Linked DNA regions of Homo sapiens: region 1 is linked to region 2. A link is a loop called in an ENCODE intact Hi-C map of the cell type or tissue named here. Cell type or tissue: Calu3. All regions are shown on one strand. Each heading gives the region's core, and the rest is flanking DNA. Links, peaks and the distances in the headings are about the cores only.

What was found. Hi-C counts contacts between places; a loop is a spot of excess contacts. Peaks named below come from ENCODE experiments on the same cell type or tissue, not always from the same donor. Only the 100,000 strongest peaks of a DNase experiment are listed, where the experiment ranks them.
Region 1: a loop joins it to region 2, with 13 times the contacts of the local background. A loop is called at or near these places in 3 of 110 quality-filtered maps.

What each region holds. Positions count from the first base shown.
Region 1 is chr1:160,044,575-160,049,952 of GRCh38, forward strand. All of the region lies in intron 1 of KCNJ10 (potassium inwardly rectifying channel subfamily J member 10), which reads right to left. Among named protein-coding and RNA genes, the nearest start is that of PIGM, 15 kb to the left of the region's middle. RefSeq lists an enhancer at 1,085-1,379. In Calu3, for the core only: a CTCF peak has its summit at 2,262 (motif pointing right); a DNase peak (open chromatin) is centred at 2,297.
Region 2 is chr1:160,249,466-160,254,843 of GRCh38, forward strand. All of the region lies in intron 2 of DCAF8 (DDB1 and CUL4 associated factor 8), which reads right to left. Among named protein-coding and RNA genes, the nearest start is that of DCAF8-DT, 9.6 kb to the right of the region's middle. RefSeq lists a silencer at 2,571-2,700. In Calu3, for the core only: a CTCF peak has its summit at 2,655 (motif pointing left); a DNase peak (open chromatin) is centred at 2,656.

The DNA of each region.
Region 1 (5,378 bases), core at 158-5,157, 200 kb before region 2:
TTTCACAAACTACAAACAGGTAAGATATTGATCCTAGGCAAGATTCTAGAATGGAATATTAAGATTACGAGTACTTAGGTAGGATGGGGGAAAGGAAGTTATCAATAGGACCCAGTGTGGATTTACTAAGAACAAGTCACATCAAAATGGCCTAATTTTGGCTGAGTGTGGTGGCTCATACCTGTATCCCAGCACTTTGGGAGGCTGAGGCAGGAGGATCACTTGAGATCAGAAGTTCAAAACCATCCTGGGAAACAGCAAGACACCATATCAGCAAAAATTTTTAAAAATTAGCTGGATATGGTAGCACACACCTGTACTCCCAGCTACTTGGAGGCTGAGGCAGGAGGATCACTTGAGCTCAGGAGTTGGAGGCTGCAGAGAGCTATAATCATGCCACTGCACTGCAGCCTGGGCAACAGAATGAGACCCTGTCTCAAAAACAATAATAACCTAATTTTCTTTTATGATAAGGCTACTAAATTGACAAATCGAAGAAGTGCAACAGAGAACGTGTACCTAAACTTCAGGAGATTTTTGACAAGATCTCTCATTATGACCTGGGGATAAGATAAAGAAAAATGAAGAGAATGCTAATCTAATTCGGTGACTTTAAAAATCAGTGGTACTGGTGAGGGGACCATGATAGCCTGGAATTCATTTTCTATTGATACACCAGAGAGCTTCATCTTTGGCCTTGCCCTATTCAATTTTCTTAACATGAACTTCATTCAAAACTATAGAATGCTATGGCCATCAATTGTGTGCCTGACAGAAAGCTGGGACAGATAGCAAATGCAAGAGCTGGGGCAGAATTAGGATCCAAAAGGAGTCAAATAAGTAGGCCAAGTCTAACAAAAATGTTAAGTGCTGGATTATGTACTTGGGTCCAAAAATTACCTGAGCAAGTTCTGGATTGAGAAGATGTGATTTAGCAAAGCAGTACAATATAAAAAAATTAAACATATTAGCAGAAAATAATCCAATATGAGTTATTCATGTGTTTTGATTGCCAAAAAAGCAAACTAATCTTAAGCTCCTTCAGTTGAACTGAAGTCCCTAGAACAAAAAAGTAGTTGATTCTACTCTGCTCTGTTCATCCCACACCTGCAGTATCCAGCATCAAGGAACACTCAGGATATGAGAGGATTCAGAACCAGACCACATGAGAAATGATTGAAGGAAATAGGGAAGTTGATTCAGGAGAAGAGACAATCAGAAAGATATAATGAATGTGTGCAAATATTTGGTTTGAAGGACTATCACGTGATCAAAGGCTTGGACTTGTCCTTTGAGCTCCAAGAGGAACAATCAGGGAGTTCATACTGCAGGGATAAAGATTGCAAGTTGATATTATAAAGAGCATTGTAACAATCAGGAAGGCACTTTGGACAAGCACTTTGCAGAGATCCTATGGCGGAGATAAAAGCTTTGGATGGGAGATTGAAAGACTGTCTTGAAGATTCTGTCTATACCCATGGTGGGTGAGGATGTCTGCCTTCTCCACCCCACTTCTACCCCTGCACTTTCTATGGTGACATTCAGGGATCCTTTACTGAAGTCCTAGCTTTGTTTATGTTGAGGGGAGATTCTACATATCTTGGAGAATGGAAGCTCTTAGGGCCCAAGAAAAGCCTTGCTTATCATTCCCAAAATATTAGTCTATAATTCCTTCTCACTTTAAAATTTATAAAATATATAGTTTGATCCTCACACCATGAGGTAGGTAAGAAAGACACCATAGAAGCTAAGGCTCAGAGAGCTTTGCCCCAAGTAGATTAGTGGTAAAGTTGGAACCAGAATCCAGGTCTCCCAGCTCCTGGTCCAGAACTTTTTAATTGTAGCAACTGCTTTTGTGTGCCCCAGGTTCATTCTCTTGGACCTCATGCTCTCAGCAGGTGCCACTATGGTACGCTGTATGTAAGACCACACATCCCAGGGTTAAGGCTCTAGACTCAAGGGTACTGGAGATTTCGGCCACTGCTAGCCTCTTTGTTGCCTCTGGCTGTTGTGATTGCCACCTCCAGCTGTAGTGCCTGTGGTTGCCAGCCTTTGTATCTGCCACCTCCAGCTGTTATCTGCTGCTCCCAGCTGTTGTGCCACCTCCCACAGCCAGGCAGCTTTGTTCTCTGCGGTGGCCAGAGTCAGAAGCGGATAAACAATCAGCTACACTCCACCCCAAAGCTGGCCAGGCCCCTGGGGAAGGAATCGAGCCAAAGCTCTGGAAATCATCTGTTGCGCACCCCACCACCCCGGGGCACCCCCGCAAAATAAAACATACTCTTTCCTCTAGAGGGTGCTATTTCCCCAAAACAGTCCCAGCCGGCCAAATACCAGAGACAGAATTCTGAAGACCAGCCTGAGTGGCGAAAGAGACAGAAACAGAGATATTCACCTTCTTTCTCCTCTAAGACTGAACTAGTGATCCTTTCCCTAAAACAAAGCCAGTCATAGCTACAGTGATGATCAGCACGTTCCCTCAGCAAGTACCACTCCCACTTACTGCTACCCCCGGAAGTTCTTCCTGAAGCTGTCTTTTTTTGCCTGTGCACTCATTTATTTTACTTGAGAGTCATTTGTTCTACTTGAGAGTCATTTATTCTCCAGGATAATACATGGATTTATCAGGGCCTTTCTTGAGTAAGGACACTGTTGTTCTTGTGACTCTCAATAACTTGATCTGTGGCTCCCCTTTGCTTTTTGCTACTTCGCTCCTGGGTTTCTCTTCCTCAAATACACTTCTGACTAGAAAGAGTGCTTCAACCTCCTCCCAGGGACAGCAGGTACAGGGGAAAGAGAAAAGCTGCACCAGCAGGGAAAGTGCTTTATCTGTTTTCTCTGTAGCCTCTCAGCACACCATTCATGATTTGGTCTCTGCCTACTTCTGACTTTACCCTTGACAATCTTTCACAGGCCCCCTGAACTCCAACGCAGAGCCTCACTACCCAATCCTTTCTACCTTTGGACCTGCTTCTGCACTGCCCTGCTCCGTGCCTACCTGATGATCTCCTTATCTTTCAGAACTCGACTCAACTGTTAGTTACTCCCTTTGACGCCTTCCCTGACTCTCAAAAAAACAATTCATCTTCTCTGTCCCTCCCATCCCTGCCCAGAATGGGTTTACTTTACTATGCTTGCTCTTGTACATATTCTCTTTCCCCCACCTCACCCCCCGCCAGATGGGATCTCACTCTGTTACCCAGGCTGAAGTGCAGGAGTGCAGTGGTGCAATCTCAGCTCGCTACAACCTCTGCCTCCTGGACTCAAGCAGTCCTCCCACCTCATCCTCCTAAGTAGCTGGCACTATAGGCATGTGCCACCATGCCCAGCTAATTTTTGTACTTTTAGTAGAGACGGGGTTTCACCCTGTTGCCCAGGCTGGTCTCAAACTCCCGGACTTAAGTGATCTGCCCACCTGGGCCTCCCAAAGTGCTGGGATTACAGGTGTGAGCCACTGCACCTGGCCCTCTTGTACATATTCCTATTTTGAAGCATTATAGTGCTTTGAGATGGTTTGTTTATCATTGTTTACCATCTTTGTGCTCCTAATTTAAGACCACTGACTCTGCCTTTCATCTGTTTCCCCAGTGCCTAGTATAGTTTGTTAAGAAAGAGTAAGGGAATGACTGAAAGCCTGATCTGGACGGGCCAAGGCCTCACAGGAGACACCTAGTTCACACAGACCTTCAGGAGGAGCCACTTCAGAGTGCGAGGGGACCCAGGTTTACACAGGCTTTGCTAATGCTGCAGATGCCTACACCCTGTTTTCAGAAGGTAAGAAAATAAAAGCCCAAGATATCAGTCCCTGCTCCTTCTGGGCCAACTGTTCCATTTGCAGGGGGCTGGGGAGAGAATGAGCTTTGTAAATTGCTACAGAGCATTGGAGTTGATTATGCTAAATTAGGTGACTAGAGAAGATGCTTCAACCCCCTCCCAGGGGCAGCAGGTGCAGGGGGAGGGGAAAAGCTGCACCCACAGGGAAAGTGCTTTGTCTGTTTTCTCTGTTGCAAGAGCAAGTTGACTGAAAGGAGCTTTGGGATATGAATACTAAATGCATTCACTTCCAATTGTAAAATCCTTTCTTCTCCTACTTGCTGCTCTATTTTGGTTCCTAAAATAGTTAAAGGGACCATCATCCTACCCATTACCCACACTCAAAGCCAGGATCATCTCAAACTCTCTTCTTGCCTCAACTCAACATTTATCTAAAGCCATGTGCTGTGGATTTATTATTTGTGCCTCCTCTCCTTCATTCCATTGTCTTTTTTCAGGTCCTAATGCCTTGTGGCTGAATCACTGCATCAGCCTCCTACTCATCTCATGTCTCTGTTCTTTCTCTCCTCAAATCCATCCTACATTGCTCCTGGGTTTCTCTTCCTCAAATACACCTCTGATCAGGAATCAATGAACATTTATCCAGTACTTTAGAAAGCACTTTCACATTTTATTCTCATGGCATTCCTATGAAATATTAAGATTATAATCCTTGTTTTACGAATGAGGAAACTGAGGCTCAGAGAGATGGTGTGACTCAGTAAACTGTGGAATTAGATTCATGCCCAGGTCCCGTCTCCCAAATCCATCCACTTTTCATTTTACTATAATTGTCTTAGTTCTTTCTCTAGCTCAAAACATTTTAATGTCTCCCCATTATCTATCAAAGACAGGCCAAACCCAGGCTGGCATATAAGGCCTTCCGCAGTCTGCTTCTGAACCTGCTTTCTAGCCTTATCTCCGACCACTTTTCTGCTATGGCACACTGCATATTGCAAGCAAACCAACCACTCCCTGCTCCCTGCTGTGCACTCCCATGCTTTTCTGCCTTCCATGATCCTGCACTTCTCTCTTCCTGGGCTCCCCTTCCTCCTTGTCTTTACCTATCCAAGTCTTATCTTTCAGAGTCCAGTTCAAATAACCCCTCTTCCATGAAGCCTTCTCTGATTCCTACAACCTTAAGTAATGCCTCTCTTTTCTGAGTTTCCATATATGTATATCTATATCCAACTATACCCGTAATGGCACCGCTCTTAGTACATGGTGTATCATTTGTATTCTACTACAAATAAGGTCATTGAAAGAAGGATCCAGCATTTTATTTATTTATATATATATATATATATATATATATATATATATATATATATATGTTATCCTAAAGATTAGCACAATGTATGACACATAGTAAGTGCTCAAGAAGTATTTTATGATTGAATTAAAAGTAGGAGGGGACTCCTAACCCACTCCAGCCATAGGGGCCAATCTAACTGACTCCATCATCATAGGGCCAGGGAGATGTGGAAGTTCTTGTCCTAGGTAGAATGGATGGAACTTCACTCTGGTCCAGCACTTCTCACTCTGGGGCCTTCTCATTCCCCCTT
Region 2 (5,378 bases), core at 85-5,084:
CTTATCATACAACTCAGGAATCCCACTTCAGCTTCAGGAATTTATACAAGAAAAAAGAGGCTCAGACCTGTTATCCCAGCAATTTGGGAGGCTGAGGCAGGAGGACTGCTTGAGCCCAGGAATTAAAGACCAGCCTGAGTAACACAGCAATACTCCATCTTTAAAAATAAATAAATAAGATAAACAAGAAGGAAAATGTATGTCCACAAAATTAAAAATACCCTGTAGGTGAATGTTTTAATAGTTTTACTTAAATTCATCAAAAAACTGGAAACAAATTTTCTTCAGCTGGGTCATAGATAAACAAATTGTGGTAGGTCCACACAATGGGATACTACTGAGTAATAAAAAGGAATGAACTACTGATACAAGCAACAACATGGATAGATCTCAAGTATGTTATGGTAAGTGCAATAATTCAGACTCAAACAGCTATACAATATATGATTCCACTTATAGTACTTTCTGGAAAAGATAAAACTATAGGAATAGAGGGATCAGGGATTGCCAGGGCTTGGAGGTAGGGGAATGAAACTGACTACGAAAGGGCATGAGAAAACCTTTTGGAATGATGGAAATGTTCCATGCGCCAATCACAGTGGTGTTACATAACTATGCCTTTGTCAGAATTAAAAGAATAGGCCAACTCAAAAAAGGATAAATTTTACTGTATATAAATTATACCTTAATAAACGTGGCCTAAAAAGAGCGAATGCAGGCCGGCGCAGTGGCTCATGCCTGTAATCCCAACACTTTGGGAGGCCAAGGCGGGCAGATCACCTGAGGTCAGGAGTTCGAGACCAGCCTGACCAACATGGAGAAACCCCATCCCTATTAAAAGTACAAAAATATTAGCCGGGCGTGGTAGTGCATGCCTGTAATCCCAGCTACTCGGGAGGCTGAGGCAGGAGAATTGCCTGAACCTGGAAGGCGGAGGTTGCGGTGAGCCAAGATCGCACCATTGCACTCCAGCCTGGGCAACAAGAGCGAAACTGTCTCAAAAAAAAAAAAAAAAAAAAAACAGGATGAGAGAAGAGTGATGGGGGAAAATCATGCAAATTGTTAAATGACATAATACCATTAAAAACACTAAATTCTCAAGGCTGTGATTAATAGAAGTTGACAAAAATGGTCAATATATCATAGCAAATGAGAGCATAATGTCCAGACTTCTCACTTGAAAACGAAAGTGCTGAAAGGATTTTTGCTGCAACCAAGACTGCCTGTGTGATTTATCAGCGACCATATTAATGGCAAGATGAATCCTAAATACATAAAAAGTCTACAACCCTATTGTCTTGGTGATAACTAAGAATAGCAGAAATTTAAGTAGCTCAAAGTTGTTCTTGTGGTTGTACTATTAATTTGTATGTTTATGCTCTTTATTTTTTTTAAATTTCTCTGAATTTCATTTTAAATCCTCTGGTGCCTAGGGTCTATGAACACTGGTCTGACAACTACCTTACCTTGAGCCCGATCGAAACATCAACGTGTAAATATTATTATTGTCCTTGATCCCTTTACTAAGACCTGAATTCGGTCTGTCAAATCTCATGGTTTATATAATCCCAGCATTCTCTCAAACCAGTGCCTGCCTCATTCTGCTACTCAAGTGCCCAACTCTCCTACATAAACACCCATATTTAAATGAGACAAGGTTTTAGAATTTCCTCTGAAAGAAGAAGGTGATAAGAAAATACTTCAATTATTATTAAGACAGAGAGCCACACAGTCCCAAGTTTCTCTTGGGAGGACAGATGTCCCATACCACTCATAAATGAGCAGCTGTTCAGGGTTGATCTCCATCCAAAGTACAAATTTGCTTTTCTAGGTCCCACAGTCCATCTGGTATCAACTAGTTCTACTTTCTCCACCTCCAATTTTTGTTTCCAAGATGAAATGGCTCATTTTAAGTTTATTTTACTTTTCTTAATATTTCTCCTTCACAAGAAACACTTACTTCTCCAAGCCTACTTGCCTTCCACACTCTAATAGCATAGTGGTTTTGCAGATGTTCTTTTTTTTTTAAGACAGGGTCTCGCTGTTGTCCAGGCTGGAATTCAGTAATGTGATCTCAGCTCACTGAAGCCTCGATCTCCCAGGCTCAAGTGATGCTCCCACCTCAGCCCCTCCAGTAGCTGGGACTACAGGTGCATACTGCCACACTCAGCTAAATTTTTTGTAGAGATGGTGGTGGGGAACATGTTGCCCAGGCTGGTCTCGAACTCCTGGACTCAAGTGATCCACCTTCCTTGGCCTCCCAAAATGCTTGAGATTACAGGCACGAGCCACTGCACCTGGCCGTATAGTGTTTATTAATCAGAGAACCTCAGGCACTGAAACTCAAAGGATGACCCCAAAGAGGCTGAAACTCATTATATAAAGCATGTTTATGGTAGGTAGGACTTTAGTTCTGGGCTATTTTCTATTAAGTACTTGGAGGGGTCCAACATATGACACTGTCTCCTCTGGTAGGCTGGACAGATGAGCAGAAAGAAACTGAATGTTTCTGTAACAGAAAAATTAATCTCTATTCCTACTGTGCTGAAGATCTGACAGTACAAACAACCCAACTGCAGAGAGACTCTAGCAGGTAGACTCTAGCTGGGAGTCTAGGCTACTCATTTTTATACAAATCACAAGCCTCTGGCACCACCCAGTGGCCTATGTGTAAGCAAACATGCTGTTACACAACAGCATTGGTACCAGGCAATTTAGAAGCTACAAATATAAACAAGGCAGTCACAATCCCATTTGTAGCCAATTAATCAATTAGGAAAAATGAGTGATACAAGAGATAAAAGTATCTATCATTTTTTAAAAAGATAAATAGAATGCTGTTGTGGTTGAACAGAGGAAAAGATTATATTTAGTTTCAGGGAAAAACGAAATGCTTCCATGGAAAATTAGCTTTTAAGATGGGCTTTAAAAGACAGGCAGGATTTCAACGGGTAGAGTTGAGAAAGACATTCCACAGGACCAGAGCAAGAAAAGATATGGAGGTTAAAAACCTGACATGGTCAAGAAACATATATGGGTAGTCTACTTTGGCTAGATGGTAAGGTATAGTTGATTAGTTAAGAAGTATAATAAAAGCTTTGTTGTTGGGGGGCAGGCAGTCAGGCATCAGAGAAATTATTTTGTCAAAGATAATAAGATGGACTGAAATGAAGGAAAAGGAAAGAGAAACAAGTTTAAAAGCTATTATAGTTGCCAAGATAAGAAGTAATGAGGGGCTGTCTTGGGTTGATGGCAAAAGGAATTAAAAAGGGATCAACATGAGAATCGTTGTAAAGGTAGATAATGTTTAGCTCAATAAGCAGTTACAAAGCTGAGTTAAGAAGGACAAGTTCTTAGTCTGGCGCCCAGAGAAAATCAAGTGACACAAATGAGAAGCTGGCAGGTGGGATGAGAAATTATTCTGAATAAATTTAAAATCCAAGCCGACATGTTAGGAAGGTACTGACGAACAAATTTAAGTTTGGAACTTAAATAAAGTAAGGCCAGAGATACAGACTTGTGAATTATCTGTACAGAGAAACTTCAAAATCAAACACCTTGTAAATCATATCTCACTAAAACAAACAATTAGTTACCTAAGAAGGCTCTGGGAGAGGATGTTCAAGGGAAGAATCTTGAGGAATACCTACCCTTAGAGAAGAGAAAGGAGAGCAGAGAGAAAAATTGAGAAGAACGAATAATCAAAATTAAACCTCTGGAAGTCAAGAATAAAAAGGTTTCAAGGTGAGGATAGGCTGGGCGCAGTGACTCATGCCTGTAATCCCAGCACTTTGGGAGGCTGAGGCTGGAGGATCGCTTGAGTCCAGGAATTTGAGACCAACCTGGGCAACATCAGGAGACCCTGTCTCTAGAAAAAATTTAAAAATTAGGCTGCGCACAGTGGCTGACGTCTAAGTGACGCTGGTAATCCCAGCACTTTGGGAGGCTGAGGCGGGTGGATCACCTGAGGTCAGGAGTTTGAGACAAGCCTGGCCAACATGGTGAAACCCTGTCTCTACTAAAAATACAAAAATTAGCCACACGCGGTGGCATACGCCTGTGATTCCAGCTACTCAGGAGGCTGAGGCAGGAGAATCACTTGAACCTGGGAGGCAAAGGTTGCAGTGAGCCGAGATCGCACCATTGCACTCCAGCCTGTGCGACAGGGTGAGACTCCATCTCAAAAAAAAAAAAAAAAAAAAAAAAAAAAAATAGCAGGGTGTGGTGGTGTACACCTGTAGTCCCAGCTACTTGGGAGGCTGAAGTGGGAGGATCACTGGAGTCCCAGAGGTCGAGATTGCAGTGAACTGTGATGGGGTCACTGCACTCCAGCCTGGGTGACAGAGCAAGTCCCTGTCTCAGAAAAACAAACAAAAAAACCAAGAAGGTAAGGAGGATAGTCCATGCTTCCAAAAAAATACAGAGAACAGTATACTGTCAAAAGGCTGTAAGAGTCAGAACAGCTTTTCCCCTGGAATTATCTCAGAGATTGAATGGAATGCTGATTTTCTCTCCAGTAAAGAATCATAAAACACTAGGATTCAGCTATCTCTTAAATCTATAAAAATTATTTCCTGGGATGGGTGCGTGGCTCATGCCTGTAATCCCAACACTTTGGGAGGCCGAGGCAGGCGGATCATGAGGTCAGGAGTTTGAGACCAGCCTGGCCAACATGGTGAAGCTCCGTCTCTACTAAAAATACAAAAATAAGCTAGGTATGGTGGTGCATGCCTGTAATCCCAGCTACTGGGGAGACTGAGGCAGAAGAATCGCATGAAACTGGAAGGCAGAGGTTGCAATGAGCCAAGATTGTGCCACTGCACTCCAACCTGGGCCAAAGAACGAAACTCTGTCTCAAAAAAAAAAAAAAATTGTTTTCTTAAAAACTCATTAGCTTACCAATATAGCATAACTATGTCTAAACAATAAAAAAAGTTTGTATTCCTACTGTCATTTGAATAATTTATATACATATGTTTATAAGAAATATTTAATTCTACCTTTCAGCTTCATCTCTTGGCTTTGAAAAGCCCTGGTTTTTTTTTTGGCCAGGTACCATGGCTCACGCCTGTAATCCCCACACTTTAGGAGGCCGGGCCGGGTGGATCACGAGGTCAAGAGATCAAGACCATCTTGGCCAACATGGTAAAACCCCATTTCTACTAAAAATACAAAAATTAGCTGGGCATGGTGGCATGCGCCTGTAGTCTTAGCTACTCGGAGGCTGAGGCAGGAGGACTGCTTGAACCCGAGAGGGGAAGGTTTCAGTGAGCCAAGTCATGCCACTGCACTACAGCCTGGCGACAAAGCAAGACTCCATCTAAAAAAAAAAGAAAAAAGAAAAGTCCTATTTTTAAAGACAGCATGTGTTATGAAAG